7 separate regions of the Homo sapiens genome follow, and regions 1, 2, 3, 4, 6 and 7 are each linked to region 5. A link is a loop called in an ENCODE intact Hi-C map of the cell type or tissue named here. Cell type or tissue: endothelial cell of umbilical vein. All regions are shown on one strand. Links, peaks and the distances in the headings refer to the core of each region. The heading gives the core; the rest is flanking DNA.

Region 1 (4,385 bases), core at 135-4,134, 380 kb after region 5:
CAAAGACATGGAATCAACCCAGGTGCCCATCAATGGTCGATTGGATGAAGAAAATGTGGTACATCTACACCATGGAATATTACACCATCATAAAAAAGAATAGAATCATATCCTCTGCAGCAACATGGATGCAGCTGGAGACTGTTATCCTAAGCAATTTAATTCAGGAACAGGAAACCTAATACTGCCTATTCTCACTTATAACTGGGAACTAAGCATTGGGTACACATGGACATAAAGATGGGAACAACAGACAGTGGGGACTACTAGAGTGGGGAGAGAAGAAGCAGGGCAAGGGCTGAAAAACTACCTTTTGGGTACTATGCTCACTACCTGCGTGACAGGATCATTTGTGCCCCAAACCTCAGTGTAATGCAAATGCCCATGTAACAAACCTGCACATGTACTGTCTGAATCTACAATAAAAGTTGAAATAACTTTTAAAAAATCCCAAACTCAGAAAACACTCTCATGACATCTTTATTTCTCCAATGCTGCTCCCCCAACTTATTCTTTTTAGCACTCATACCAGATTGATGGTTCATACGGAGCCTGTAGTTCACTAACCGCCACTGCCCACACCCATTCCATGTGAGCTGCTATCAAATCTCACCTTCTCCATCCTTCTCATATGCAAATTAATTTTAAAACTAAATTCTCACTGTACATTTATGTCCGTTCTATTTTATTTGATTTGATTCCAATCTTGGACATATTCCTGTTGGAAACTGTATAAATTTGATACATAAAATGTATTAGCGCTTTTTCCTGGCCTTGAGTCATATACGATCTTTATTAATGCGGACTTTGATTTAAATGTAAACTTACATTCAAATGTGGCTCTGACACAGTATGACTTGGTATAACTTTCTTATCTTTACTGAGATTAATTTTCTCATTAATAGAAAAGCAATAATATCTATCTTGTAGGGCTATTGTTCGTTATTTTCAAAAAACATTGGAGCATAGAGAAAATTAATTAAGATAACATGTGAAAATGCCTTCACAATAGCCACTCTGTAGTGTAATGGAAGTGTGGTTTTAAACATCCAATGAGCTTTCCTTTTGTGTTTTACCAAGTGCCAGACCTTTGCCCTGGCTCACCTCAGCATCCGTCTGCCTAAAGTGATATTGGGATTTGTTACAGCTGAAAGGCAGAGAGAAAAGGCAATCAAAATAAGATTATGCAGCAAAAGAGTCATTTTCCCAGGCCAACTATTGCACTGAGAAAATGATTTGTTCTTCCACATTTCTTTTTTCTCCTTCTACAGTCTATGGGAATTCTCAATAAACAGCATTCTCCTATAGTGCAGGAGAGAGAGAGCTTGTCCACCATTAGGGCTTACCTGGAATTAGAAAGGAAATCATGGCACAGATAAAGTTCAAACAAACAAACAAACAAAAAGCCTGTCCTCTTTCCAGTCCTAGGGTCTATGGGAAGAAGTAAAAACATGAAACAATCAGATAGTGAGTTACATGTTTCCTGATTTCTCTGCTTTGTACTTTGGCCCGGAAGGGAGAAGGTAGTTTAAATAACAGAAGGGAGACCCCGATGGCATAAGGTCTTTTCCTTCTGCTCATCTGGGATGTTGAGAGGAGACTGACTTACAAACTCTCCTACACCCATGTGGAACAAAGGAAGAGGAAGCCTAGATGGTCCTGTGCCAGCAGGGATACCACCAGAAAGAGGCCAGCTCAGACATCATTTCAGCCTCATGTTTCAACTCCTAATGTTAGTCCAGAGGAAACAGAAGTCACTCCCCAGAACAACTGACACTATCCTGCTGCCATGGAAGTGTCTTAGCCATACATTCTCTCTACACTCAGAGATAACTTAGGTTCAAAATTGGAAGAGCATTTCTTTTAAATGGGACTACTTATATTAACATAATAGAGTAAATTCAAACAGAAGTGTATTCATAGTTAAATTTTTATCTACTTATCAGTAGATAGAGGCTCATAAAGAGAATAGCTACACATAAGATAAACTTTTTATCTTTGCACAACCAGGATGTAGTATAAGATGGGTTTTTTAATCCCTCTTCAGTAGAAATTTAATAAATGTTAATTTCTCATCTTTCAATTTTTCTCTGTCAGCAAATTAAAAAAATTGTTTCATAGCCCCAGTCTAAATATAGGATGATGGTACCTTTTCATTGAGGATAAATGAAGGCTTGCCCTTGATAATTTCCACTTTTGCCTTTGTATTTTCAATTTATTTCTTTGTTATTTTTTTGTTTTAAGCTAGAAACAACTCAAATCGGCTTAAGCAAACAAAAAGGCTATTTAAAAAATCTGTGTAACTGAACATTCTAGGGTCTTTTTTCAGGTATAGTTGGCTCTGGGTTTATGGTATGTGAGGACTTGGTATTTATTCATTTAATCTTTCAGCTTTACTTTACACATATGGGCCTCAAGCCCAGACTGGCTGCCTCCAGGTGGTGACCCTTAGCAGTTCCAGGTTAACATTCTACCAGTGTCAAGGACAGTGCCAAAAGAATGCTTTGATGCCAGAAATTTGAAAAAAAAATATATATTTTTATATATATATTTTATATATTATATATAATAAATTATATATATTTTATATATTATATATAGTAAATTATATATATTATATATATTATATATAATAAATTATATATATTATATATAATAAATTATATATATTATATATAATAAATTATATATATTATATATATTATATATAATATATTATATATATTATATATTATATATAATAAATTATATATATTATATATTATATATAATAAATTATATATTTTATATATTATATATATTATATAATATATATTTTATATATTATATATATTATATAATATATATTTTATATATATTATATAATATATATTTTATATATTATATATATTATATAATATATATTTTATATATTATATATATTATATAATATATATTTTATATAATATATATATTATATAATATATATTTTATATATTATATATATTTTATATTTTATATATTATATATTTTATATTTTATATATATATTATATATATAATATATATAATACGTATTATATAATATATATATAATACGTATTATATATATAATACGTATTATATATATAATATATATATAATACGTATTATATATATTATATATATAATATATATATTTATATATATTATATATATAATATATATAAATATATATATTATATATATAATATATATATAATATATATATAAATATATATATTATATATATATCCTGGAACTGTCCAATTGGCATGTCTGGGATCTCTTGCCTACCCTTGAGACAATTGCTCTAGCCAGGGGGATGGAATTGCCTACATGGTCACGCCCGAGTCGGGTACCCACCTGTAGAGCCAGGGAGTCAAGTCAGCTTCATCTGAACCACATGGATTAAAGGTGGGAGGAAACAGTTTCCCAAGGAAATCAGGTTGCTGTCATCAGAAGAGGGGACTGGGTGCTGGGCAGGAAAACCCCGCACACTGTGCACACCATATGCTTTCACCAGCAGTTTGTCCATAGCTCACTATCTGTGATTCCCAAATGTTCCCCTTGGAAGGTTCTGCTACGTAGGTTCACCTTAGAATGTTCGTCACAGAAGTTTCTCCAGAAAGATTTCATGATTGCAGCTGCTATTTCTTTCAGTAGCATGTAGTGTGATTTGAGAGGCCTGAACAGCCTTGAGTTTCCCTAGTCTTGACTGGGGAATGGTCTTCGCCTCTCTGGAAAAGGCCACCTCCCCGATTGAATATTCCACCATGGGAAGTGGTGAAATGGCGCCCTGAGACCCCGGGGGAGCATCCTTCCCCATCCCGGCCCGTGGAACCAGCAGGTGGCAGATGTGGCAGCAGAGCCTCCTCACCTTGTACTCAAGGCCCTCTTACTTGTGTAGAGCTCAGCTTCCTGGTCTATGGACTTACTTTGCCTTTTCTGTATGAAGGCCATCCTCGATGAACTGTAAAGCCAATCAGTGTTGAATGAGTGAGGAAAAAGCGGAATGAAAACAGTAAATAAGGAGTTGCCTTCTCTGTATTAATATTAGAATCTCTGCCTCAGCCGTAGAGAAAATCATTGACGTGCTTGCTAGAAGCAGCTCTGAAAGACGTTTTTGTAAAACGCTTTTTATCCCGTCAAAGGCTCAGCTCATTTGGGGCTAAGGCTTCCTGCATCCACCATGGGCTTGAACGTGAGGCTTGGAAAAAGCGGAGACAACGTTGGAAAGAATGAGGCCTGAGAACGAGTCAGTGCCGCCTCATCCGCGTCACCACATCCCTGTAGGATGCAGTGTCTTCATTCGTAAAACAAGGGTGTTGGACTACTGTATCTTGAGGGTCCCTTGGCGCTGAATTTCCATCTTTGAGAGACAATGGC
Region 2 (4,385 bases), core at 78-4,077, 170 kb after region 5:
TTAATTTTTTCATGCTGGAGTATGGATTTTTAAAATGCCAAGTTTCATTTAATTATATGGTGAAACCAAACCACACTTCTTCTTAATCAGAAATATTGTGAGGGCAAAGTAGGGAAACCCAATGAATTATAATAAATAATAGTGAGTTTTCCTATAAAACTTACTGAAAGATGCAACAGGTCAACCAATCTATGAACCTCTGGAGGGTAACAAGACAGTAAACTTGACATTGCACAGTATTTGACATACTGTGGTATTTGACATACAGTGAATCATTATTTACATTTTATCCAAAAACATTTACCTGAGAAAAGGTCATGACGTTAAATTTGGAGACATTTACAGCAATTGCCAAATGTTTACTATCTACATGAATGTCATGCTTCTCAGTCAAAAGCAGGTTGATGTGCTAAATGTCAATTATTTCAACTTGTTTGATGGTAGCACAGATTGCCAAGCAACATAAAAAGAGGTTTAATAAATATTATATACACTACTAACCATTAATCTTGCGTAGCAGAGGCTCGAGTTTTACATATAGAGGATTTATGACAAGCAACAGCTCAGGACATTAACGCTCAATTATTACAGTCCTGGATGGTGGCACTACCATTAGCTCCTGGAAGATCACCTTGTTTCTTCTGCTTCTGCTGCCACTTTGGAGGAGGCATCAGAGAGAATGGAATTATTTCAGGAAATAGCACTGTGATTTTTTTTGTGTGTGTTTTCCAGTCCTTTTTAGAATTAGCAGCAAAGGAGGATTACCCAGAGTTATGTTGGTGGGAAATTGAATTGTTCCATTTTTCTAACTGATTATAAGGCATTGTGATACTCTGCAAGAACTCCAAAGACTTCAAGAGAACAGCATACAAATGTTAAGTGGGATACAATAGCACCAATGGAATAAAAAGTGGTGAGGGAGCCAGCAGCAAGGGAAATGTGAATAGTTTCTAGCATGGTTTATCAGCACTAAAACTTGATGAAGGCAAGTATGAACTTTTTTCCTTTTCTTCTAATCGCCACATATGTACATAACAATGGACTCAGTGATATAACCACAAAACTCCCTTGAATTAAGTGATCAAGGTCAATATTCTGAAAAGAGCTAAAATGAACATGCACATATGCCATTTAGTCTTTCTTGATTTCTTTTCATTGGCATCTGAGTCTGAGAATAAACTCAGGTTACTGGCCAATGTTTGATGCTATCTGATAAGCACTTATTGAGCACTACTGGATGCAAGACATGGTACTAGGCTCTGCTATAGGAGAGCATGTAGTCAGGGAGGAAGATGGTAAAACAGTGCAAGTTAGACCATGTACCTATCACAAGAAAGGAAAAAACACAATTCCCCAAGGGTTTAGGAGGAGAAATCATGAGCAGTAGCAAATAAATCTTCATGGAAGCATTCGTGCTAAAGGCGGGTAGGGCACGCTCACATGGAAGCAAGTGTGGAAGAACTCTCAGGCTGGCAGGACACCAGGAGCTGGTGTGAAAAGGGTTGCATCACTGCAGGTGGGCACAATGGTTAGCTTTGCCAAAGTCAGAGGATTTGTGAAGAGAGTGTGGGATGTCAGCCTAAAAATGTAGGATTAAGGTGGCTGGTGAAGAATCTGGAGCACCAGGTAAGTTTGGTTTTTATTCTGGAAGCAAATAGAGTCACTGGAACTCTGAGCAGACCAGAGCTTGCTTGGTGATGTGGTTTGGCTGTGTCCCCACCCAGAGCTCCTATTTAATTGTATTAAATAGCTCCCATAATCCCCAGGTGTCGTAGAAGGGACTGGTGGGAGGTAATTGAATCAGGGGGGCAGGTTTTTCCCATGCTGTACTCATGATAGTGAATAAATCTCATAAGATCTGATGGTTTTATAAAGCGCAGTTCCCCTGCACATGCTCTCTTGCCTGCCACCATGTAAGATGTGACTTTGCTCCTCCTTCGCCTTCCACCATGCTTGTGAGGCCTCCTCTCTGTGAGTCCATTAAACCTCTTTTCTTTACAAATTACCCAGTCTTGGGTATTTCTTCATAGTAGTATGAAAATGGACTAACACACTTGGCAAAGATTAATCTGGGGTGGGGTGTGGATGGGGGGAGGAGGGTCAGGAGAGTGAAAATGGCATTCTGAAAAGAAGAGAAAAAGGGAGACTCAGAGGGGTTGGAATCAGGGCAAGAGGGGCAAGGAGACACACAGTCTTATTTTTAATGGTACATTGGCAAAGACAATCACAAGAAGCAGTGGCATTTCCTTCCTGGGAGATCCTTAACCTCTCACCAGTCAAGGGAGGTTTAAGTGTCCTTCCTTGATAGAAAGACAACTGAGCTAGTGGATCTCTCCATCCTTACAATAAAGGGATTTCTAAAAATGAGTGCAAAAATTTAGTCAGGAGTTTTCTTCCCTTGACTATGTGAGTAATCACAGAAGAATGCTTATGGTAAGCCTCTTACTTCCTACATGCAAATTCAATTCGCCTGAGCTGTTTTGCGGCTTATGCCAGACGTCTTGAGTCATCTCCCCAAGCAAATAATGTAAGCAGTTCTTTCAACATTGAAATGTGGATTTATTCTAGGACCGGAGACATATTACTAGTATTTTCCAGCACTGGCTCTAGGCTAGACAAATAAAGTTTACTTTTAAAAAGGTCAAAAGCACTTTCCAGACTCAAAGTCTCACTCCTTTCAAACTTCTAGGTCACCTGATGCTTGCAACATCATGTACTTATGTTAAATATTGAAGGTCTCTGATAAAATATAATAATATCAGAAAAGGCTAAGTCACTCTGTTATATTCACTTATTAGCCCAAATTAGTCCATATTCACTTATTAGTCCAAATTCACATTATATTTCTTACCAACCACCTAGTAGGGATTTAAAAAAATATTATAGGTAAATGATAGAGAAAGTAAGGGCTCTCCTTGAACAAGTAAGGCAGTGACCAAAAGAAGGCATTGGGAAGAATGGAGTACTTTCAGGAAATAACACCTTGATGTTTTCTTTGTGCTTTCCAGTCAAGTTGATGAATAGATAAGTAAACAAATGGCTTAATTCATAGTTAAAACTAACGCACATACTTACTACCTAATTTTAGCTAGCGTCTTGGGATATTCAATGAATTTGAATGTTATTTTTAATATTTGATTGGCTATATCTGTAAACCATAGACTTCTGTTTCAACTTCAGAGCACGGAACAATGGTTGGAAGTAACAGATGTTTTTTTCCCCACCAGAAGAAAGAAGTATAAGAAAATATACTTCTGCTCCTCAAATAAATAAAGGGTCAGTTCACAAAGTATTGAGTTACCTGAAGCCTGAGTAACCATGGAGTTTGTTTCACTGGTCTGCTGGGTAGATGGGATTTAGATATCAATTGGGTGGCTGGACTAAAGCGATCTTTAAAATTCCTCGCAATTTTGAGATCGTTTGCCAGAAGAGTGCTGAGGACGATAAAGTGATCATATTAAGAACTTAAGCCTGAAGAAAGTGGCTAAAATAACTCAATATGCTTTACATGTCTTAGCTAAGTGATGAATTGGATAGATGCAATACCTCTTGACTGCCAGCTGAAGGGTAAAAAGAAGGATAGGATTATATATAGTGCCAAGAGGAGGTATAATGAGAAATAATACTATGAAATTTACTAAAGGAAACTGAGATCTGAATTAGAAACATTTTTTCAAATTAGAGCTTCAAAATCTAATGTGTTTTGGCACCGTCTCCCAAGGGCAGCCAGAGAAGGCCTTTGAAGAGCTCTGTGCAGCCTTGGTTGGAGCCATTTAAGCAACATGCCCTTTAGAAAATAAAAAGCCTTTCCGGAGGACAGGGGGAAGGGTTGTGCAATTTCTTTCAACACAAAATATTTTGATGTGAGGATTTCTCCTTAGGTTTATCTTCCTCAGACCATTTCTTCTGTAAACAGGCTGCAAGCAGACCCAGGCTTGACACACACAGGCTGCAAATTAAGAAGAATCCTGGGGGAATGCCTGAAACAGCGCTCCAAGCCTGCTCCCTTGTGGTCATGGGGTTAGCAAGACAGCAGCCATGTCTTTGGATAGTTTCTGCCCTCTTTCCTTTTGGAAACTTGGTTTGGAGGAAGCCTAGGCACCTCTGCGTGCCGTTCTTCTCTCCCTTCCCCTTAAGCTAGTACTTCCAATTTTTGTCTGGTGACCCTCAGGCCAGCAGAGGTGGGGAGAGGAGAAGCCTGCCTTTTCCCCTCACGGTTGGAGCTCGGTGTTTCCTGATTATTGAAGCCCACTCGCTTTGCTTTTCCCTCCCTTTTCCCGGGGCCAGATCTGTTCTTCACTTCTCTGGCAAGTACACTCGCCGGCTCACTTGCCTTTTCTGAATCAAAAATGCCACCTCTTCACTTTTGTTTAAAATAGGGAGGC
Region 3 (4,385 bases), core at 159-4,158, 560 kb after region 5:
TAGTGGCAGTTGAGGACCATGGTCTTAAGTCCTTTATGATAAATCACTAGTTAGTACTGATGGACTGACTTATGAGGAAATATATACTTTTCTTAGTCATAACAGAGACTTTCCTGTTTTAATATATTAATGTTCTAAGCAACAAGGAAAAACAGATTATGTATTCTCCTATCAAGATAAAGATTTTAAAGAATAAATTTCACCTGAAAAAAATCATCTTTTTAAAAGTAGATAAATGAGTGTATGGGAGGTGGGGGAGAAGTTTGGGGTTGCCATATCAGAACCTCCTACAGAATTTTTCTGAGTACAAATCTGTGGCACCATCCTTTCCCCTAAAAGGCCAAGTTGAATCTCACTGGCAGCTTCAGCCCATGTGTGATTTTGAAACCTGGGTCACCTTACTAGCTCTACATTCATTTGTGTTCCTCAGCTGACTCGGATCTTGTTTGTATCTTCCCTAGAATGCTGAAGCCCTGATGGAAGATGAATAGAAACCGGACACTCCCACAGAGGGCTGGTTAGCTGGTGCACCATCCCATTTGCTCTTGGACTCTGCTCACTTCACCTCTCGGTGTGACTTTGCGATGGCTGGAGCTGTGCCAGGCCTGCTACCCCTGGACACCTGATGATATCAAGAGGACTAAGGGCCCCTGAAATTTCAGAAATGCTGAATCCGTGGCAAAAGAGATGTTATTGGTGCCCTGAGTTCTTGTAATCTCCAAGGAGAGAAATCAAGAGGGATCACCAGACATAGCAGCCAAAAAGAAAGAGAAAAATTTATTTTAGCTTGTGTGCAAGGAAGTCAGCACTGCAAAAGGAAAAGGTGGGTTGCTCCCCAAGGGCAGTATGTGGGTTAGTTTTACAGGGACTTTCTATAGAAAAGGATTTTGTCAGAGCCTGAATAGGAGGGGTTTGTCTAGAGCTTGTGCAGTGGTTTTACATGCTTCTTCATACATCACAAATAACATGAGCATTTTAAATCTCCACTGCTGGGCATGATTTTTAGCATTAAAATGAGGCAAGGGTAACTATAAGTTAAAGTTTAAGTCTAACTGCACACGCAGAACTTCATGGTAGGCCCTAGCCCCCTGAAGTAGGAACTCGTGGTGGTTAATAACTTCTTGGGTCTTGTTGTTAATCAGCTGGAAGTTAGGTAAGGTGCAGCATGAATAAGGGGCTTTTGTTCTTTTTCTCGAAACCACCTCAAAACAGGAAATCAGCCAGCCTGTCTGTCTCAGAAAGACCAATAGGTGTGAATTAATCTTTAACCAAAATATCCTGGGCTCCAAGGCAATTTGGGGGTGTAAATACACCCCCAAATCTTCTATTAATTTCTTAAATAGATTATGAGGCAATCCAATGATTCACAGATTTACCTTTGCCTATCCACTGAGTGAACTTTAAGAGAACTGTAAGTTGTTTTTCCAGTAGGTTTATCTGCTAGAGCAGATGAAATCTGTTCTTATTCATTGCAGGCCTCCTGAGATCCTAGTTCCTAAATTTTTAGCAGACTCTTCCACCTCTCTATTGAAGGGTGTGAAGTATCTTCCCTGTACTCAAAATAGCTACTGATTGATTGTTCAGTCATTTACATATAAAAATAAGACTCTGTTTTCTTCCTCAGCAACAAGGAACTCTCTAATTCCTATCTGACAGTTCACAGAGATGTGGTGAGTAAGTACAAGTAGGTCTTCGACAAAATTTCTTGCAAATACTCTATTGGTCAAGTCCTTGTAGAATCAACTAGGAAAGTACAGTGCCTATGTTAGGTTTTTAATCTGTCAACATGCTATAGCTTTATTTGATGAAAGACTGCTCCATGCTGTGTAACCAGTAAAATATGAATTATAGGTAATCATCTCATCAGAGTTGAATTCTTTACATTTAAAAAATATGAATCCTACCTTAAGGAAAGCTTCTATTTTCAAAGTGGAATCTTTCTAAATACTCTTGGAACTGGAGTTATTTTCAAGTGCCCTAGAGAAAGCAAACAGCTGTTGAATCCTACACAGAACTAAGAGTTCAAAAATCAGTGCTTAGACTTTCCATTTCAGCCCAGCAGGGTCACCCAAGTGACATTTCTGGGGAACAGAATCAACTTCCAGTAAATTAGCAAACATACACCACAAATGGAAATATTCAATTGAATATTTATAAGAAATAAAAAATTGAAGGTGTATGGAAAAGAGAATCACTTTTTATTATTGAAATGTCTAATGCTTCAAGCTAATAGTTTAAACTGAAAATCAGGATGTTATTGGGAAAGGAATGCAATTAACATTTTATGAGTAACTGTGTGGTGGTGTTTGTTATTGTTAAAGGAAAAAAAAAGCAAATACTTCCCAAGTACACTTTGTTTATTTCAATTCCTAGCGGCAGAGATTTTAAGGGTGTTTACTGGTGTAATGGGAAGAGCACTGGACTAGGAGCCAGGAAACCTGAGTTTGGCCAGTGATCTTTTGGCCTTGATTTTCTTTTCTGTAAAATGAGAAAGAGGGCTAGGCTAGTCGTTTCTGGCACATGTCTGGCCACATGACAAACCTCTTCCTCAAAGATTATGACTCAGTAGGTCTGGGAGACCCGCTTCTGGCATACTGAGATTAGATCCCACAAGCACATCATTTAGCTTATGTGGAACTAATGGATGGATCAAAACATTGAAAGATAAGCAGTGTTTATTCTAAGGGAGAAAGGGAAGGAGACTTGCCGGAAATCATGGAAGCTGAGATGTCATATTAAAAGAAGCAATAGAAAGAATCTTTGAGCCAAAGTTATCAAAAATACAGGCATTTCCATTGTGCATTTGTGGAAGAAAGACACACCATGATTTGAAAGTTTCTGATGTGATTCAAGGATGCCTATGAGGAGGCAAGTAAGCGGCACCACTGTTTGCACTCTGACTCCCTTTTTACCCAGTGCATCTCTGCTTAGTCTGTTTTAAATGCCACAGTTCAGTGGCTGAAACATGATTGAGCTGTATATTCTAACACTATGTCCTGGAAACTGGTGAATCTGTATTTGTTCCCAATTTCTGTATCTGTTAATGCCACCATCTTTCTCCTTATACACACTTTTATTAGGTTGGTGCAAAAGCAATTGTGGTTTTTGCCATTAATAAAAGCCCATGTCCAGTTATGACCTAGCTTGTCAATTCCTTTATATTTCATCTCAGATTTATCTCAGTCGTTCACCTCCCATAGCCACTTCCTGATCACAATCATCTAAATTACTGCAATGCCCTTTTGCCTAGTCTCTGAGTCTCCATTTTATTTCTTCTTCAATTCTTCCTTCAGCACTTCTTAAATTAACCTTTCTGTTTCACAGTTCTCATCCTGTTATTCGCTTTCACAGAATCATATACTTTTGGTTAATTGTCTCTGTAATGGTGTCAAAATTCCTTAGATAGAGTCGGAAGGTTCTCAATAATTCAAACCCACTTAGCATTATAAATTATTTTATTCTGTTTTTCTGTTTGTAGCGTACGATTGAGCCAAACTAGAATTGTTCTTACATCACGTGAATGAGCCCGTATGTCTTTTATCTGATTTGCCCTACTCTTTCACATTTCCTATTGAATCTCTGTCTATTTTCATTTACTGAAAGAATAACAGAAGAGATAAAACTACATAATCCTATTTCCCAGCACAATTATTTCAATTTTTATGTAGAACTTTTACTTTTACATATGCATATGTATTTTCATAAATGCAGTCAATTTTATGTATATTTTTGCATTCTCATTATAAGCCCTTTCCATTTAGCTACATAATTTTCATTTTTAATAGTTGCATAATTTTCCATACAGCAGCTGTGCCATAATTCAGGTAAACATTTTTCTATCGATGGCCATTCTGGGTGTTTCTAATTTTTAGCTATTATAAATAGTACTGCAAATTTTAGCTATTATAAATAATGCTGCAATTAATAGCTCCATGTATAACATTCTGTTTGGGGTTTATTACCTTTGGATAACTTTCCAGGAGTGGATTTTACTAGGCCAAAGATATAAAATTTTTATGGCTTTTTGATGTACACTGACAAATTATTTTCCAAAAAGTTTATACCGATTTATACTGCCACCAATAATGTATATGAGTGTACTATTTTTACTACAAACTTGCTGACTCAAAACAGAACTATACCTCACTAATATATTATTTTTTCATATTTTTAGTACATGTGTTAGGAAATGTAATGCTTAAATTTTAAGTATTGCATTTTCTTCTTATGTATTAATAAATTGTCTGTTCACATTATTTTCTGGCTGAATTTGTAAATTTCAAAAGGTCATGGGCCATGTCAGTCTTCTCTCCACTCTATAGTACAGTTCAGCACTGTTGCAGTACATAGAGAGTATTCAATATGTATTTGTGCTGTAAGTAAAT
Region 4 (4,385 bases), core at 286-4,285, 1.4 Mb after region 5:
GTAGTCACAGTTAGCTTAATAGCCTCAGGAATAAGGGCTGGCATGCCACTGGGGGTGTCAAAGAATAACAGGGGCAGGAGGGAAGGGGTAAGGAAGAGATTGCCAAGCAGCTAGCTTATTTCATTTCTGTTTATTCAACAAGCAGGTTTTATACCTACTGTAAAATTATTTTTTTATTTGCACATTTTATATATTACCTCTCACGGTTCTATGGGCTGACTAAGCTCAGCTGGGCAGTTCTTGCTTGGGGTCTTTCATACAATTGCAGTCAGACAACAGCTGGGGCTGGAGTCATCAGAAGTTTGGACAGGCCTGGCCATCCAAAATGGCCTATTCACTTGGCTGGCAGTGAATGGCTGGCAGTTGATGTTATCTGTTGGCTGGGAGTTCACTGCACACTATCAACCTGTCCACCTGATCTCACCTACACAAGATCCCTGATTCCTGAAGATTGCAGCTGGGTCCTAGGAGGGAATGTCCCAAGAGTGAGCATTCCAAGAGTCCCAAGTAGAAGCAGCAAGATTCTTATAATCTAGCCTTGAACGTCATAAAGCATCAATCCAGCTACAGTCCAGATTCAAGGCGGGGACACATCAGAGTGTGAATAAAGGAGTCAGGGCTTCTGGGTGGGAGAAATCTTAGGAGAAGGAACAAGATAGGCAGATAGATAGATAGATAGATAGATAGATAGATAGATAGATAGATAGAACATAAAATTTATAGATATATTTAGATACATTATATATGTATTTAGATATATATGTATATATAGCCAGATATTGCACATTACACAGTGTGCTTTATGAGCATTTCATTCACAAAAGTGAGTCCTGGTAGCTAGATATAAGCATTCAAACTTTACAGATGAGGAACCTGAAGCTCAGAGAAGCTAAGTCACTTCTCTGAGGTTACCCAGCAATGACTTTTCCTCTCTGAAATCCAATGGGCCATCTACCGCTATTAACCCAAAGTGCTCAATGAGCTCTCTCTACTATTTCCCAGGTGCAAGGTTTTGTTCTAAGGGGCATTGTTGGAAATATGAATGATAGAGGAGATACATCCCCTGCCTTCAAGGATTTTATAATCTAGTAGAGACCAAAAATATTGAGGTAAGATAATTCGTGGCTCAACAAGGAAACCTCCATTATAACAGATCCCCCTTTATCCAAACTACTGAAATTAAATATTAGGAACATCCAAGGGAAATTGCCCTGAGAAACCTCTTTGACGCTTTTTACGTCCTTCAAAGAGATTGAAAGAAAAGGTAAAAATGAGGAAGATGAGTAAAGGGTAGGACTAGAATGCAGGAGATCTGGAGGACTCCCTAAAAGGCTATTGAAAGGAAGGCTCCACCACTGCAATGAAGAAACTTTGTTTAACATGCAAAAATGTAAAAATGTAAATTGATTTCTTTCTAAAAGGCTATGCAAACAGGGTGTATATTTGTGTTTTTCTGTCAAAGAATGGGTTTAAAATACCTTTTTCCCTTTCCCACTGTAGTAGATGGATAGTCATAAAACCTTCCACCGTTTTTATCACACCGCTGATCACTTTCTCTACCTACAGGGCAATAATTTTCCACTCTGTAACCCAATCAATATGCTATCTACCACTAACTCCCCTTGCTATCCTTCTCCTCAACCTCAGTTATCAGATTTTTTTAAATTACAACTTTAAGTTTCAGACAATTTAAGTCCGTGGTATCTTTCAAGCTATTCGTTTAGTTTTTCATACATTTTTTAAGTGTCTATGTTCTTGCTGTCAACTGTTAAAAGCTGGAGAGTTTAGTTTTAAGAACTTGAGCCACAGTACACCTTATTTGTCCCCTTGCGTCTCGCTACTGCAGCCCTAGGTGCTTTGTATAATGCATGAGTGAACCCCGCTTAGAAATAGAAATGCATTTTCAATAAGTATTTATTATGTTGTTCTGAGCATACAGCTTTAAATTTGCCCGCTGTAGCTTGAAGCATTATACAAACTGTTGGTCTGCTGACTGCCTCTCTGGCAGCAACACACAGAGAAAATAGATTGCTAAGGGTTTTTTTCCCTCCTCCTCCCCCTCTCCTCTCTCCTCTCTCTCTCTCCTCTCCTCTCTGTTTTTTCCTTTTTCTCTTTTTAAACAAGTCGTGGACATTTTTTAATCTTGTGGCATTTTTAATCAACACGTATTTCCTTCCAAGACCTATGATCCCCTATTGATTCCCATTAAAATGCTTTTCTTTTCTTTGCCCCCTCTGCTGATCGAATTTCAGATCAGCCACAGGAGATGCAACTAACCTTCCGGCACTACTGAACCCAACCGAGCGAGGGTGATCAAAAGGCTTGATGCATTCATTAAACATTCCCATCGCCCGGGCAGGAGCTCTGATGGAAGCTATCTCTCCGCATTGCAATTTTTTCCCCCTTTTTGTCTTTCCCCCCACCTCCAAAAAAATGTTTTTTGCCTTTGATCGCAAGGGGCGGGGGTAGAACATGAGAACAAAAGAGACCTATCTTTTTCCTCAGGGCTGACGTCAGTTTGATTTTACTGACAACTATTCGAGCGTGTGTAGCAGTTGGAAGCGGCCCCACGACCGCCCCACCTCCCACCTTCCACTTTTGGGAGAAAACAAGACTTTTAGCGGCTCCGGAGACGCGCCCTGAAAATGGCCCGCTCGGGCTCTGCGCTTGCTGCCCTCCTGCCTGCTCGGCAAAGGGCATTCGAGGCTTATTTGTGTGGCACGATCTTTACTGGGGCGGAAAACACGCGGCGGGGGAGGAGCGGGCACAGACGCAGCCGGGCGGGGAGAGCCAGGAATGTTCCTCCCGGCGTGGGGAGAGGAGAGGACACGGGCAGAGAAAATAGTCCCCGCCCGGCGCGGGGCGCGCGGGGTCCGGGTCCCGGGCGGCTCCGGGTGGCGCGGCGGCGCGAGGGTTCCGGCCGCGCGGAGTCGGGGCGCAGGGAGCCTCAGACGCCGCGGGCGCGCGTGCGCGGTGCGGCCCCCACGCCCCGGCCGCGGCGGCCTCGGCGGCGCCAGCCTCCGGCTCGGCGAGCGCGGCGGCGGGCGGGCCGCAAAACCTGGGCCGGAGCCGGGCGCGGAGCGGGCGGCGCCGCGGAGTTTGGGCGGCAGCGCGGCCCGGCGAGGAGCTGGAGAAGCCGGCGGCAGGGGGACGCGCACGCCGAAGAAAAGCCCCTCTCCCGCGTCCCTCACTCGCTCCTGGAGGCCGAAGAGCGGGGCTCGCGATGCCGGTGCAAGATTCCCAATCAGGCCTGGGAGGAAATGGATGCAATTAGGGCACACCCCCGTCCCGCAGTTGCCAGGAGCCTGAAGATCTATGACCGACTTAAGCCATTTCTGGAAAAGTCATATTTTCCAGGCTTTCGTGAAATACTCATTGCTCCTATTCTAAATCTGGAGGCGAATGTGCATCTATTTCAGGGGGAATGAAAGATGTGAAAAGTAGACTGGGCTCCGGGAAATGTGGGTAATGGGACTGGACCTGCGCCTGGGGTCCGCCCACCCGTCATCTCCCGGGAGCCCCCCGACGTGTGCCATTAAGCATAAGGCGCGTTAAGCGCTGCCACAAAGTCCCGAAAAGGCGAATTAAAAAGGATCACTTCTCCCTCAGGATCTTGATTTTTACTAAGGGAAAACGTGCGTTAAAGAAAAGCCAGCGAGCGCTGGCGTGGCCCTGTCATTATCTTGGCGTCTCTGCTGACCTCCATTTCAGCCTGGACTACACTGGGTTCCAGTTCTGTTTTCCTATTTCCCCGGACTCCTAGAGGGTGGATACCAAGGCTGATTGTTGTCTGTTCTGCCCCAGCCCTCCAGGGTACACCATAGGTGCTCAGTAGATGACTCCTGAGTATATATTGGAGGTGATAGTAAAATGCTACCAAGCACAGAGGAAAGAACAGTTAAAGGGTCAGACGGTGCTTTGTGAAAGGCCAGGCATTTGAGCTGGATTCTGAAGACCAACTCTAGATGACAGTAAAGGCCACTCCAGGTTGAGGGAACAACATGAGCAAAGCAGGGAACCTACAATGAGTAGGAAAGTGATGAATCTGCATAGGGGGTTACTCAGGGGGCATAGAAAAGGAAGCCAGGAAGCCACTGAATACCTTGCCACACAGGTAACAGCCAGGAAAAGCACAAAACATGCTGTTCAGTGGTTCTGGAATATGGGCATGCAAATATATAATAAAATAAGCAATGTGGATATACAAAAACAAAAGTAAAAAGAAAAACAGGACAGTTTATTGGGGAATTTCAGAAAAAGTACATGAAACAAAAAAGAAATGTCAAGGAAAATCCCTGGCCTGAAACTCCCAGAACAAAACATTTAATACCATTTGTGGGGGCTCTTTATGAAAGAGGGAGAAAGAAAAGAGGTAACAAAGAGGA
Region 5 (4,385 bases), core at 168-4,167:
TATTTCTAACTCAATTTCCCCTTTAGCTAGATTCCCAAAGTACTCTCCGTCACCAGAATACAACCTGAAAAGAGACAGTGGTCTTGACTGACTAGGGTTAAAATGTCTTGCCTTTGTAAATTTTACAAAAACATATACCATGTGAGTAGATTTCTAGAGCCCTTCCCAAGGCTTGAAAATGGCTTGTTCGAGTGATAGGCCCTGACATTTCAACTTCTCATGCTTCCTAGTTAATCTGCTTGTATACAGGGAGAAAGGCCAGACTGAACAACCTCTTGGGACACCATTATTAGAGACTAGATGTGTCATCAAGGCAAAACAGGGCTTCTCTACAATGCAGAGTCAGTTGTTTGTATTCCCTGAAAATCAGGCCCTGAGGCAAGGGTGTGGATGCAGGTTGTTTGTTTAATTGCCCCTCCTGGAGAGGTAATCCCAGGAAGCACAAGTGAGGAAGTCGGGAAAATGCCATGGGAAAAGGAGAAAGGCCAATTCCAGGGGTTAGGGAGTAGTTTCATGTTAGGGCTCCAGGGCAACTGGGGCTCAATCCCAGGGGATCTTTTGAAAAACCGTGTGCAGCCCAACTCAGCATTGTCCCACCAGAAGCTGGGGAGGCTCCAAAGCCCCCAGGCATGGAAGACAGCAGGGGAGGTGGGGAGCTGTCAGTTTGCCTGGATCACAGCTGCAGATGAACTCAGGAGGACCATACGGATCTGGGGTGGGGCAAAGCCAGGCAGCATCCGCTACCCTCTGTGAATCTTATTCACCTGAGTTTAGGAACTCAGAATTATTTAGAGTGATAAGGACTCTTCAATGTTGTGGATCTTTCTCATGCCATAAAGAGGATTTTGAAGTTAGTGGACAATGTGAAGTCATCCCTAACTTGCCAGAGGAAGTGTTCAAATCCAAGTACTGAAATTCTAGAATCAAGACATTTTGAACCAGAGATGAGTATTCTTTTTTTTTTTTTTTTTTGAGACGGAGTCTCCCTCTGTCGCCCAAGCTGGAGTGCAGTGGCGCGACCTCGGCTCACTGCAAGCTCCGCCTCCCGGGTTCACGCCATTCTCCTGCCTCAGCCTCCTGAGTAGCTGGGACTACAGGTGCCCGCCACCATGCCCGGCTAATTTTTTGTATTTTCAGTAGAGACGGGGTTTCACCATGTTATCCAGGATGGTCTCGATCTCCTGACCTCGTGATCCGCCTGCCTCGGCCTCCCAAAGTACTGGGATTACAGGCGTGAGCCACCAAGCCTGGCCAAGTATTCTCTTTAAACTGAAAGAAGGCATAGTTAGAATTTCTAATTGCCTTTAATTAAATCTATCACCTCCTAAGTATAAACAAAAGTGGTGAAATATTTTTGGATATACCAACAATGAACAGTTCATTAATGAGAATGAATTTTACCTTTCTGACGGTTCCCATTACATAACTTTATTCATTTTGAGGAAGGCAAGGGCTGACCATTTTATGCTCATCTACTATGGTCACCTATTAAAGGCTGGAATTATGATAATCCAAGGGGGAAAATAAAATATTTAAAATGAGATTGGTCTAAGTAGGAGAATGAACATCAGGCTAAGTGTTAATTTTGTCCCATTTAGTCAGCTCCATAAATCTTGAGAAGCCATTTTTCTTCTCTGTGCCTCAGTGTCCTCATCTGTATGTTAGAGGGCTTGGATTGGCTGATCCTGAAGGTCACCTCCAGTTCTGAGGTAGTCCTTGAAAACATGAGGACTGAAGCCTGGCCTAAGGCATGGGTCTTATTGTGGTATTGTGGACTTGACCAAATGTTAACCTTTCTGACCTTCAGTTTTCTCCTCAGAAAAATGAAGGGGCTGGGCTATTCTTTAAGGACACCTCTGTTCTGCAGTCCAGATAAATAAAAGTGTGAGGGGAAAAATCTGGAAAAATGCATAGAGTGAAGCTCAGCATGGCCACTGGGTGGCGATCTTGTTCCATGTTAAGAAAAATTTTATGGCATTTACCAAGAGTTTCAAAGTTTGACTTAGCATAGTGAAGAAAGACTTTCAAAAGGATAAAAAAACAGGGCAGCAAAAACCAGAATTATGGGGGAAGTGACAATAAACAGCAATGCCAAATAAGAGACATAAAATCCCTGTAGCCAAGGCAGTAAAACATAGAGGGGTATATGAGAGTTGTGTTTTGGGTATTATTTAAAGGAATATAGGGAGAGGAGTACATTGTAAATTCACATAGTTTTTGAAAAACATGACATAAAAGTTAACTCTAACATTTAAAAATTAAACTTGTAGAATTACCAAATACCTTAAGACTGTGCTAGAGTACTGAAGTCTAAACTTGAACAATCCAAACCAAATCAGTAAACATTTGTTATTTCTTTTGTTTAAATCTCAAAGGAACACTTAAGGGAATTGTAACACTGTTCCAATCTTTTGATATTAAATCAAGTGAGCCAATGAACAAGTTGTGAGCTTTTTTGCATTTTATGGGAGGAGGTGGTCTGTCTCACTTACCTTGAGAATCTTGGGATGATTGTTCCTGGGGCTAGCCATTGCCCCTGCATTGGGTTGAGGGCCATTTCTCGGGGAAGAGCCGAGCATTGGGAGGAATGCAGAGGATAAAGGTTCTCTGATCATAGTGCCGCCCACCTCTATCTCTAGAAAAGGTTATATTCAAAGAAAAACACAATTTTCCCACCAAAGCACCACTCGGCATGAAGGGAAGAACCCAGAGACTCGAAGAGGACCAGGTTCACACTCCTGAAGATGGCAGATTATGTCTCATGCAATAAGCCGAGATCTGACAGCCAGAGGATGACTAGGCCACAGTCTGCCATTTCCTGTTGTTGACTTTTCTGTTCACCATCCCCTCTGGTTTTCTCCCAGTTAGTCCTTATCCTCCTTTTGCTAGGTGGATACAGGTTTCTTCTGAGGGCCAAAGCCTGGGCCCTATTGCTCTGGTTGCCATGGCTGTTTCTTTTCTCTCCTTTCCTTTGATACATTAGCTATTAGCTTACGTAATCCTCTCACCGGTGGATGTTCCCATTCAAAAGGCAAAAAAAAAGTTATATTGCTAAGTAACCTTTAACAATGAATACCATTCATTATGTATTTGCTTAATGATACAAAGGCATTGTTTGCTCTATTGCAGGTGATAACAGCAGATCAAAGACCCCGAGGCCGCCGGAATGTGCTTGAGAAGAGCCAGCAGAGACTGTGTGGAAATTATGCTTAGCATTTATGTTGCACTTTATACTCTTAAAGGATTCTGCAATTATTAATTAATTATCCCACACAATAGCTCTATGAGGAAGGTCAGTGTCAGTAGCTTTATTTTACAGATGAAGAATCAGATAGCAGTTAAGCGATTCCCCCCTTCCCACCTCAACATTTAAAGATCTCATGTCAAAGCAGACCTGGGGTGGGGGCAGCAGGTAAGTTACAAAGTGACTGAAGAGTAAACAGACTAGGGCTGCCTCTTGCCCAGGCTCCACTTCCTTTGATCTGTCTTTTGAAAGCCCTCTGAACATAAGCTAGGTTCTGGACTTGCATACTGCCTCCCTGGGCAGCCTAGTTGCTCTTGCTGTGCTTGTCTTTTCTACATATCCACTGTTGTGTGTGTAATTTTAATTTCCTTTTCATTCATTCATTCATTCATTCATTCATTCAATGAAACTTATTTGGGCATTTATTGTAGTTGATTTGGTTAGGAATATAGAAATGAAAAACATGATTCTTGCCTTTGAGGAACTTCAATTTCTTAATAGGGACACACACAGACACACACTGCTGGAGGACATGGGATGAAAAAGGTGTTAATTCTTCTTGGCAGCATCACGAAGGTCTACACTGAGGAGATGGTGTTTGAGCCAATCTCTTGATAATGCCATGCTTGTGATCCAAGCAGCAGGATCCTGATGGTCCCTAAAGGAGAGATGATAGAAGGTATCCTGAATGTCGGCGACTTCACATTTGCGAAGGCCAAAGCCTGTTAGGTCAGGCCTCCTGTTGGCTAGTGTGATAGACTCTTATCCTATAGTGTTTTAATTATTTGTGTGAATGTTTTCCCTTTTTACGAGACTAGAAACAATTTTAAAATGAGGACAAATTCTGACGGCCCACAGCATATTGTAGGGAATAACAGCAGGAATAGCTACCATGTATCGAGTAAATGAGCCTATTCTGTTTAGTGCTTTACATAGCTGATTAAGCCTGCCAAAAACCTTTGAGGCAGTATTGTTCCCCCACACTGTTTTTTTTTTTTTTTGGGAAAGTTTAAGTAATTTGCTCATAGCTACATAGTTCTGTGTGCTATTGAACAAGCTTATAGTCCCCACATGTAGCTTATAGTCCACGGCAGAAGACAGACATTAACCAATAATAACCATATATCAATGTATAATTACA
Region 6 (4,385 bases), core at 261-4,260, 1.0 Mb after region 5:
TAGAGCTCATTAGTGCTGCCTGGGTTACTTCCATCAGCAAAAACAACTCTGGTCTAGGACTTCCTAAAATAACAGAGGCCAGAAACTCTTTTCCTGAGCTTGCCAAACTTGTGCGTTTCCATGACTTTGAAAATACCTGTGCTTTAGCCTGGAACACTCTTCCTACTACTCTTGCCTACTTAAAAAATTCTAACTTATCCCTCAAGTCTCAGATGAAGAAGTACTTGTTCTATGCAGCTCCCACGGATTCACTCAGACAGCAAGTACCACAGAGTCAGTATTTTTCAAAATAATGCCTGAGAGTTCCTTAGATCAGTGAGTCATGTCCTTCCCTGCACACCAGCTACCACCAAAGCCAAGCCAATAAAGCTTGGCTCTCCATCTGAGTCCATTTTGCTTTTGTATTTTGCTATAACAGCATATCACAGACCAGGTATTCTGTGTAAACACAAATGGTAGCAATTCTAGCAAAATACAAATGCTTAGTCCATTTGTATTTTGCTATAACAGAATACCACAGACTGAATCATTTATGAACCAAAGAAGTTCATTTGGCTCACAGTTCTGGACGCTAGGAAGTTTAAGATTGAGGGGTCGGAGGAGGAGCCAAGATGGCCGAATAGGAACAGCTCTGGTCTACAGCTCCCAGCATGAGCGACGCAGAAGACGGGTGATTTCTGCATTTCCATCTGAGGTACCGGGTTCATCTCACTAGGGAGTGCCAGACAGTGGGCGCAGGCCAGTGGGTGCGCGCACCGGGCACGAGCCGAAGCAGGGCGAGGCATTGCCTCACCTGGGAAGCGCAAGGGGTCAGGGAGTTCCCTTTCCGAGTCAAAGAAAGGGGTGACGGACGCACCTGGAAAATTGGGTCACTCCCACCCGAAGATTGCGCTTTTCAGACCGGCTTAAAAAACGGCGCAGCAGGAGACTATATCCCACACCTGGCTCAGAGGGTCCTACGCCCACGGAATCTCGCTGATTGCTAGCACAGCAGTCTGAGATCAAACTGCAAGGCAGCAACGAGGCTGGGGGAGGGGCGCCCGCCATTGCCCAGGCTTGCTGAGGTAAACAAAGCAGCCGGGAAGCTCCAACTTGGTGGAGCCCACCACAGCTCAAGGAGGCCTGCCTGCCTCTGTAGGCTCCACCTCTGGGGTCAGGACACAGACAAACAAAAAGACAGCAGTAACCTCTGCAGACTTAAATGTCCCTGGCTGACAGCTTTGAAGAGAGCAGTGGTTCTCCCAGCACACAGCTGGAGATCTGAGAACGGGCAGACTGCCTCCTCAAGTGGGTCCCTGACCCCCGAGCAGCCTAACTGGGAGGGACCCCCCAGCAGGGGCACACTGACACCTCACATGGCAGGGTATTCCAACAGACCTGCAGCTGAGGGTGCTGTCTGTTAGAAGGAAAACTAACAAACAGAAAGGACATCCACACCGAAAACCCATCTGTACATCACCATCATCAAAGACGAAAAGTAGATAAAACCACAAAGATGGGGAAAAAACAGAACAGAAAAACTGGAAACTCTAAAACACAGAGCGCCTCTCCTCCTCCAAAGGAACGCAGTTTCTCACCAGCAACGGAACAAAGCTGGATGGAGAATGACTTTGACGTGCTGAGAGAAGAAGGCTTCAGACGATCAAATTACTCTGAGCTACGGGAGGACATTCAAACCAAAGGCAAAGAAGTTGAAAACTTTGAAAAAAATTTAGAAGAATGTATAACTAGAATAACCAATACAGAGAAGTGCTTAAAGGAGCTGATGGAGCTGAAAACCAAGGCTCGAGAACTACGTGAAGAATGCAGAAGCCTCAGGAGCCGATGCGATCAACTGGAAGAAAGGGTATCAGCAATGGAAGATGAAATGAATGAAATGAAGCGAGAAGGGAAGGTTAGAGAAAAAAGAATAAAAAGAAATGAGCAAAGCCTCCAAGAAATATGGGACTATGTGAAAAGACCAAATCTACGTCTGATTGGTGTACCTGAAAGTGATGCGGAGAATGGAACCAAGTTGGAAAACACTCTACAGGATATTATCCAGGAGAACTTCCCCAATCTAGCAAGGCAGGCCAACGTTCAGATTCAGGAAATACAGAGAACGCCACAAAGATACTCCTCGAGAAGAGCAACTCCAAGACACATAATTGTCAGATTCACCAAAGTTGAAATGAAGGAAAAAATGTTAAGGGAAGCCAGAGAGAAAGGTCGGGTTACCCTCAAAGGGAAGCCCATCAGACTAACAGCGGATCTCTCGGCAGAAACCCTACAAACCAGAAGAGAGTGGGGGCCAATATTCAACATTCTTAAAGAAAAGAATTTTCAACCCAGAATTTCATATCCAGCCAAACTAAGCTTCATAAGTGAAGGAGAAATAAAATACTTTACAGACAAGCAAATGCTGAGAGATTTTGTCACCACCAGGCCTGCCCTAAAAGAGCTCCTGAAGGAAGTGCTAAACATGGAAAGGAAAAACTGGTACCAGCCGCTGCAAAATCATGCCAAAATGTAAAGACCATCGAGACTAGGAAGAAACTGCATCAACTAACGAGCAAAATCACCAGCTAACATCATAATGACAGGATCAAATTCACACATAACAATATTAACTTTAAATATAAATGGACTAAATGCTCCAATTAAAAGACACAGACTGGCAAGTTGGATAAAGAGTCAAGACCCATCAGTGTGCTGTATTCAGGAAACCCATCTCATGTGCAGAGACACACATAGGCTCAAAATAAAAGGATGGAGGAAGATCTACCAAGCCAATGGAAAACAAAAAAAGGCAGGGGTTGCAATCCTAGTCTCTGATAAAACAGACTTTAAACCAACAAAGATCAAAAGAGACAAAGAAGGCCATTACATAATGGTAAAGGGATCAATTCAACAAGAGGAGCTAACTATCCTAAATATATATGCACCCAATACAGGAGCACCCAGATTCATAAAGCAAGTCCTGAGTGACCTACAAAGAGACTTAGACTCCCACACATTAATAATGGGAGACTTTAACACCCCACTGTCAACATTAGACAGATCAACGAGACAGAAAGTCAACAAGGATACCCAGGAATTGAACTCAGCTCTGTACCAAGTGGACCTAATAGACATCTACAGAACTCTCCACCCCAAATCAACAGAATATACATTTTTTTCAGCATCACACCACACCTATTCCAAAATTGACCACATAGTTGGAAGTAAAGCTCTCCTCAGCAAATGTAAAAGAACAGAAATTATAACAAACTATCTCTCAGACCACAGTGCAATCAAACTAGAACTCAGGATTAAGAATCTCACTCAAAGCCACTCAACTACATGGAAACTGAACAACCTGCTACTGAATGACTACTGGGTACATAATGAAATGAAGGCAGAAATAAAGATGTTCTTTGAAACCAACGAGAACAAAGACACAACATACCAGAATCTCTGGGACGCATTCAAAGCAGTGTGTAGAGGGAAATTTATAGCACTAAATGCCCACAAGAGAAAGCAGGAAAGATCCAAAATTGACACCCTAACATCACAATTAAAAGAACTAGAAAAGCAAGAGCAAACACATTCAAAAGCTAGCAGAAGGCAAGAAATAACTAAAATCAGAGCAGAACTGAAGGAAATAGAGACACAAAAAACCCTTCAAAAAATCAATGAATCCAGGAGCTGGTTTTCTGAAAGGATCAACAAAATTGATAGACCGCTAGCAAGACTAATAAAGAAAAAAAGAGAGAAGAATCAAATAGACACAATAAAAAATGATAAAGGGGATATCACCACTGATCCCACAGAAATACAAACTACCATCAGAGAATACTACAAACACCTCTACGCAAATAAACTAGAAAATCTAGAAGAAATGGATACATTCCTCGACACATACACTCTCCCAAGACTAAACCAGGAAGAAGTTGAATCTCTGAATAGACCAATAACAGGAGCTGAAATTGGGGCAATAATCAATAGTTTACCAACCAAAAAGAGTCCAGGACCAGATGGATTCACAGCTGAATTCTACCAGAGGTACAAGGAGGAACTGGTACCATTCCTTCTGAAACTATTCCAATCAATAGAAAAAGAGGGAATCCTCCCTAACTCATTTTATGAGGCCAGCATCATTCTGATACCAAAGCCGGGCAGAGACACAACCAAAAAAGAGAATTTTAGACCGATATCCTTGATGAACATTGATGCAAAAATCCTCAATAAAATACTGGCAAACCGAATCCAGCAGCACATCAAAAAGCTTATCTACCATGATCAAGTGCGCTTCATCCCTGGGATGCAAGGCTGGTTCAATATATGCAAATCAATAAATGTAATCCAGCATATAAACAGAGCCAAAGACAAAAACCACATGATTATCTCAATAGATGCAGAAAAAG
Region 7 (4,385 bases), core at 140-4,139, 1.1 Mb after region 5:
TGCATGGACTTAAAAGCAGATTGGACACCGAAGAAGAGATTAGTGAACTTGAAGACAAATAAAAGGAAACTAAGGAAACTGACACTCAGAGAGAAAATAGACTAAATAAATTAACAGAGCCACCAGGCGCGGTGGCTCATGCCTGTAATCCCAGCACTTTGGGAGGCCGAGGCAGGTGGATCAACTGAGGTTGGGAGTTCGAGACCAGCCTGACCAACATGGAGAAACCCCGTCTCTACTAAAAAATACAAAATTAGCCAGGTGTGGTGGTGCATGCCTGTAATCCCAGCTACTTGGGAGGCTGATGCAGGAGAATTGCTTGAACCCAGAAGGTGGACGTTGTGGTGAGCCAAGATCGCACCATTGCACTCCAGCCTGGGCAACAAGAGCAAAACTCCATCTCAAAAAAAAAAAAAAAAAATGAACAAAGCCTCAGTGACCTGTGGGACAATATTGAGTACTCTAACATATGTGAAATTGGAATTTAAGAAAGTAAACAGAGAGAACCTGTAACAGAGAAAAATTTAAAGAAACAATGACATTTTTTCCAAATTTTTTCTAAATTTCCAAATGCGCAGAACCAAAGAAATTCAACACAACCCAAAAATATATACACAAAAAAATCCTCACATCGATACATCACATTCAAATTGCTGAAAACCAAAGATAAGGAAAATACAACCCACCCACCCCCACCAAAGACAAAGACAAATTACAGTAGTCCTCCCTTATCCATGGTTTCATTTTCTGTGGTTTCAATTACCCGTAGTCAACTGAGGTTCAAAAATAGTAAATAGAAAATTCCAAATTGTAAGTTTTAAATTGCACACCATTCTGAGTACCATGATGAAATCCCACAATATCCCATTTTGTCCCACCCAGGATGTGAATCATCCCTTTGTCCAGTATATCAGTTGTAAACACTAGCCACCCATTAGTTACTTAGTAGCTGTCTTGGATATCAGATCAACTGTTGCAGTGTCACAGTATTTGTATTTAAATAAGCCTTGTTTTACTTAATAATGGCCCAAAAACGCAAGAGTAGTGAAGCTGACATATTGTTATAATTGTTCTATTTTATTATTATTGTTGCTAATCTTTTATTGTGCCTAATTTATAAATTAAACTTTATCATAGGTGTGCATGTATAGGGGAAAACACAGTGACATGTATATAGGATTTGGGGGTCTTGCAATATATCCCCTGTGGATAAGGGGGGATACTGTAATGTATTCTCATTTTGAAGATGGAAGACGGCATGAGCCAAGAAATATGGGCAGCCTCAAGAAACTGGAAAAGGAATTGAAGAGATTCTCCCTTAGAGGCTGCAAACGAAATGCAGCCATCCTTCTGACACCTTTGTTTTAGCCCTGTAAGACTCATTTTAAACTGCTGACCTCCATAATTATAAGATAATAAATTTGTGTTGTTTTAAGCCATTTCTGTTTTAATAGTAATAGGAGATAAATACAGTGATATAGCTAAAATGTTAATGGAAGAGATTAAATGGTATAAAAAAAACTAGGTTAACTCTAAAAGGACATGTAAGAGCGAAAAGAGAACAAATGAGGAAGAGAACAAATGAGAAAAACAAATATTAATAAATTTCTAAGGAGTGAAATCAAAGTATGTTCTGTGACCACAATGCACTTAATTTGAAATCAATTTTTAAAATCTAGAAATTCCCCCAAATACTTAGAAATAGCGCATGATACTTCTAAACTATCCATGAATCAAGGACAAAATCATAAGGGAAATTAGAAGATATTTCAAATTGAACAATAATGTAAATCTAACATATTAAAATGTATGGGATGCCCCTAAAGCAGTGCTTAGAGGAAAAATTATACCTTTAACGCTTATATTTGTTTAAAAGTTTTTAAATTAATCATCTAGAATTCCACCTTAAAGTGAAAGAAAGTAGAAAGCAATGGCACTTAAAACCTAAAGTAAACAGAAGGGAAAAATTATAAAGATCATAGCAGAAATAAATAAAATTAGAAATAGACAAGTTATAGGAAAAATGAACAAAGCCAAAATATTTTTTCTTAAAGTGAATAGTTAAATCGATTAACCATAGTACATAGCAAGACTAATCAAAAAAAAGTGAAAGAGAAAAAAAAAACATGCACAACTGTTTTTTAAAAACTGGCAGTTTGTATTAAAGTTAAATATAAATGTGTCCTGTAACCCAGCAATGTTACTCCTAAATATTTACCCAATTTACTCAAAATTGAAATGTAGTTCTACAAAAAAGACTTAAACAAGAATGATAATGGCAGCTTTCTTCATACTAACCATGCACGAGAAATAGCCTAAAAGTCCATCAACAGGAGAATAAATAATTTGTTTATAATAAAATACTTCTTGGCAATTAAACAAATGAACAATTGTTACATACAATAACATAAAGGGAGCTTAAAAGTAATAAGCTTAAGGAAAGCCAGATACTGAAGAGCACATACTCTATGACTCCATCTGTGAAAAGCTGAAAACAAGCAAAAGTCATCTACAGGAACAGAAATCAGAAAATGATCTAGGGGAAGGAATTAGGATTAGGCATTAGCCACAACTCATGGAACTATACCTTAAGATTGTGCTTTTCGCGGTCTGTAAATAATATCATAGTTTTTAAAAAACTAACATATAAGGAAAAAAATCAAAGATCTGGAAAGAAAAAAGAGACTTGAAGAATTCTAGTGTTTCTTAAGAGAGCCTATTTTCATCTCGTAAAGGAAGATATGGAAGCAATTTATTCTACTTACAAAAGTAGGTCTTTGTAAATTTCTATTTTTGCCACTTTTAACAATCAAAAAGAAATCAAAACTGACTGGATGTTCAGCACGAACAAGTGTTTCCTTGGTAAAGACCACTCTAACTCTACAGTTTAACGTTCTTATTCGAGCTGAGTCATAATGGCCTTCACACTGATTTGTCCTTAAAGATGAAATTGAACTTTAGTATACCTGTACTTAAGTGTATTCTCATTTGGTGTGATAATTAAGAAGCATGTATATAATTATATTAAAAATTTGTCTTATAACATTTTGTAACTCCATTTGTCTTAGTTCATTTGTACTGCTATAATAGAACACCACCTATGGGGTAATTAGTAAAGAGCAGAAATTGCTAACAGTTCTGCAGTCTGGGAAGTCCAATATCAAAGCATCAGCACGTTCAGTTGTCTGGTGAGGGCTGCATCCTCAGGAGGGGAAGGTCACTGTGTCCTCACATGGCTGAAGGCAGAAGGGAAAGAGAACCAAATGCTGCATGAAGCCTCTTTGATAAACGCCTTAATCCCATTCATGAGGGAGGAGCTCTCACAGCCTAATCACCTTATAGAGGCCCCACCTCTTAATATTATCGCATTGGCAACACTTGAATTTTGTAGGAAACACATTCAAAACATAGCAGCATTTAAATATAATTAGCTTCTTTTGTTATGTTATTTTTTATGCATTTTAAAACATTAATTTTAGAAGTACATAAGCTTCATAAGACTTCATGGCATAAAACAGGTTAAGAACTCATGAAAATAATTTTAAACTTTACTTGAAATATACATACAAAAATGGATTATACTATTTTATAACTTGCTTTTTTGATTTTTGCTTAATAATATAAAATGACATAATTCCATATCATTAGTCTTCTGCAAGACTATTCTTTTTATTTAACTGCATCATTTTTCATTCATCAGATAGTCCATAATTTTACCAATTTCTTGTATTTGGATAATCACATTGTACCCAATCCTACGAATATTTTGAAGAATATTCCTTTCTGTTAATTCTAGCATAACATCTTCTGTCTTTACACGGCCAAGCCAACCTTTTTATGATTGATGAGAAATTTGATCCTCATCAAATAGAGGAATTATGAATCCCACATGGTTAAGGAGAAAGTATTCCTATGGCACTTCAGTTAAGTATCTTTGTAGCACTAATTGCATTCCACTACATAATACATTTTCTTCATTCAATATTTAACAAATATTTGAGTACCTGCTATGTGCCAGGCATGAAGGGTGGGAGGGGTTGCAATTTTAAAGGTGTTCAGCGTGATACAAGACCATGTCAGAGCAGCAATGGTTGACAGACTGCAGAGGGCTGTATAAGCCACCAAGAGGAGTCTGGCTTTTATTCCAAGTGAAATGGGAAGCCATTGGAAGGCTTAGAGCAGAGAAGAGACTTGGTCTTCTTAGTCATCAACAGAATCACTCAGGTGCTGTGCAGACAAAAGTCTTTAAGGAAAAGAGGGCCAAAGCAAGGATTATGGCTAAAAAGCCATGGCAGTCATGCAAGTGGCATGTGTCTGCTTCTCCTCTGGGTTGTAAACTTCTAGAGGGCAGGAATCATGCTTTGCTTCTCTTAATATCCTACAGT

Evidence for each region. Peaks named below come from ENCODE experiments on the same cell type or tissue, not always from the same donor. Only the 100,000 strongest peaks of a DNase experiment are listed, where the experiment ranks them.
Region 1: it touches region 5 in a loop (2.5-fold over the local background); 3 of 110 quality-filtered maps call a loop at or near these places.
Region 2: it touches region 5 in a loop (4-fold over the local background); 25 of 110 quality-filtered maps call a loop at or near these places.
Region 3: a loop joins it to region 5, with 5 times the contacts of the local background. A loop is called at or near these places in 3 of 110 quality-filtered maps.
Region 4: it touches region 5 in a loop (4-fold over the local background); 18 of 110 quality-filtered maps call a loop at or near these places.
Region 6: a loop joins it to region 5, with 14 times the contacts of the local background. A loop is called at or near these places in 2 of 110 quality-filtered maps.
Region 7: it touches region 5 in a loop (3-fold over the local background); 4 of 110 quality-filtered maps call a loop at or near these places.

Annotation. Positions count from the first base shown.
Region 1 is chr6:155,704,905-155,709,289 of GRCh38, forward strand. No RefSeq gene overlaps it. Among named protein-coding and RNA genes, the nearest start is that of MIR1202, 240 kb to the right of the region's middle. In endothelial cell of umbilical vein, for the core only: no CTCF peak of the experiment used is centred there; a DNase peak (open chromatin) is centred at 1,667.
Region 2 is chr6:155,491,320-155,495,704 of GRCh38, forward strand. No RefSeq gene overlaps it. Among named protein-coding and RNA genes, the nearest start is that of NOX3, 38 kb to the left of the region's middle. In endothelial cell of umbilical vein, for the core only: no CTCF peak of the experiment used is centred there; DNase peaks (open chromatin) are centred at 2,542 and 3,952; H3K27ac peaks cover 2,713 bases.
Region 3 is chr6:155,881,484-155,885,868 of GRCh38, forward strand. It overlaps LOC105378072 (a long non-coding RNA gene), which reads left to right. Exons shown (of 3, transcript XR_001744424.2): 3 at 462-3,140. All of the region lies in intron 4 of LOC101928923 (a long non-coding RNA gene), which reads right to left. Among named protein-coding and RNA genes, the nearest start is that of MIR1202, 63 kb to the right of the region's middle. In endothelial cell of umbilical vein, for the core only: no CTCF peak of the experiment used is centred there; DNase peaks (open chromatin) are centred at 1,038, 1,608 and 2,438; H3K27ac peaks cover 2,019 bases.
Region 4 is chr6:156,684,466-156,688,850 of GRCh38, forward strand. It overlaps LOC124901444 (a long non-coding RNA gene), which reads right to left and starts at 607. Exons shown (of 2, transcript XR_007059829.1): 1 at 198-607. RefSeq lists enhancers at 1,543-2,470, 1,801-1,910, 2,471-3,397 and a silencer at 2,751-3,060. In endothelial cell of umbilical vein, for the core only: no CTCF peak of the experiment used is centred there; DNase peaks (open chromatin) are centred at 2,276, 2,606 and 3,316; H3K4me3 peaks cover 2,011 bases; H3K27ac peaks cover 1,678 bases.
Region 5 is chr6:155,325,760-155,330,144 of GRCh38, forward strand. No RefSeq gene overlaps it. Among named protein-coding and RNA genes, the nearest start is that of TFB1M, 13 kb to the left of the region's middle. In endothelial cell of umbilical vein, for the core only: a CTCF peak has its summit at 1,919 (motif pointing right); a DNase peak (open chromatin) is centred at 1,972; H3K27ac peaks cover 463 bases.
Region 6 is chr6:156,360,656-156,365,040 of GRCh38, forward strand. The region is part of intron 5 of LOC105378071 (a long non-coding RNA gene); the gene reads left to right. Among named protein-coding and RNA genes, the nearest start is that of SNORD28B, 16 kb to the right of the region's middle. In endothelial cell of umbilical vein, for the core only: no CTCF peak of the experiment used is centred there; no DNase peak of the experiment used is centred there.
Region 7 is chr6:156,412,466-156,416,850 of GRCh38, forward strand. No RefSeq gene overlaps it. Among named protein-coding and RNA genes, the nearest start is that of SNORD28B, 36 kb to the left of the region's middle. In endothelial cell of umbilical vein, for the core only: no CTCF peak of the experiment used is centred there; no DNase peak of the experiment used is centred there.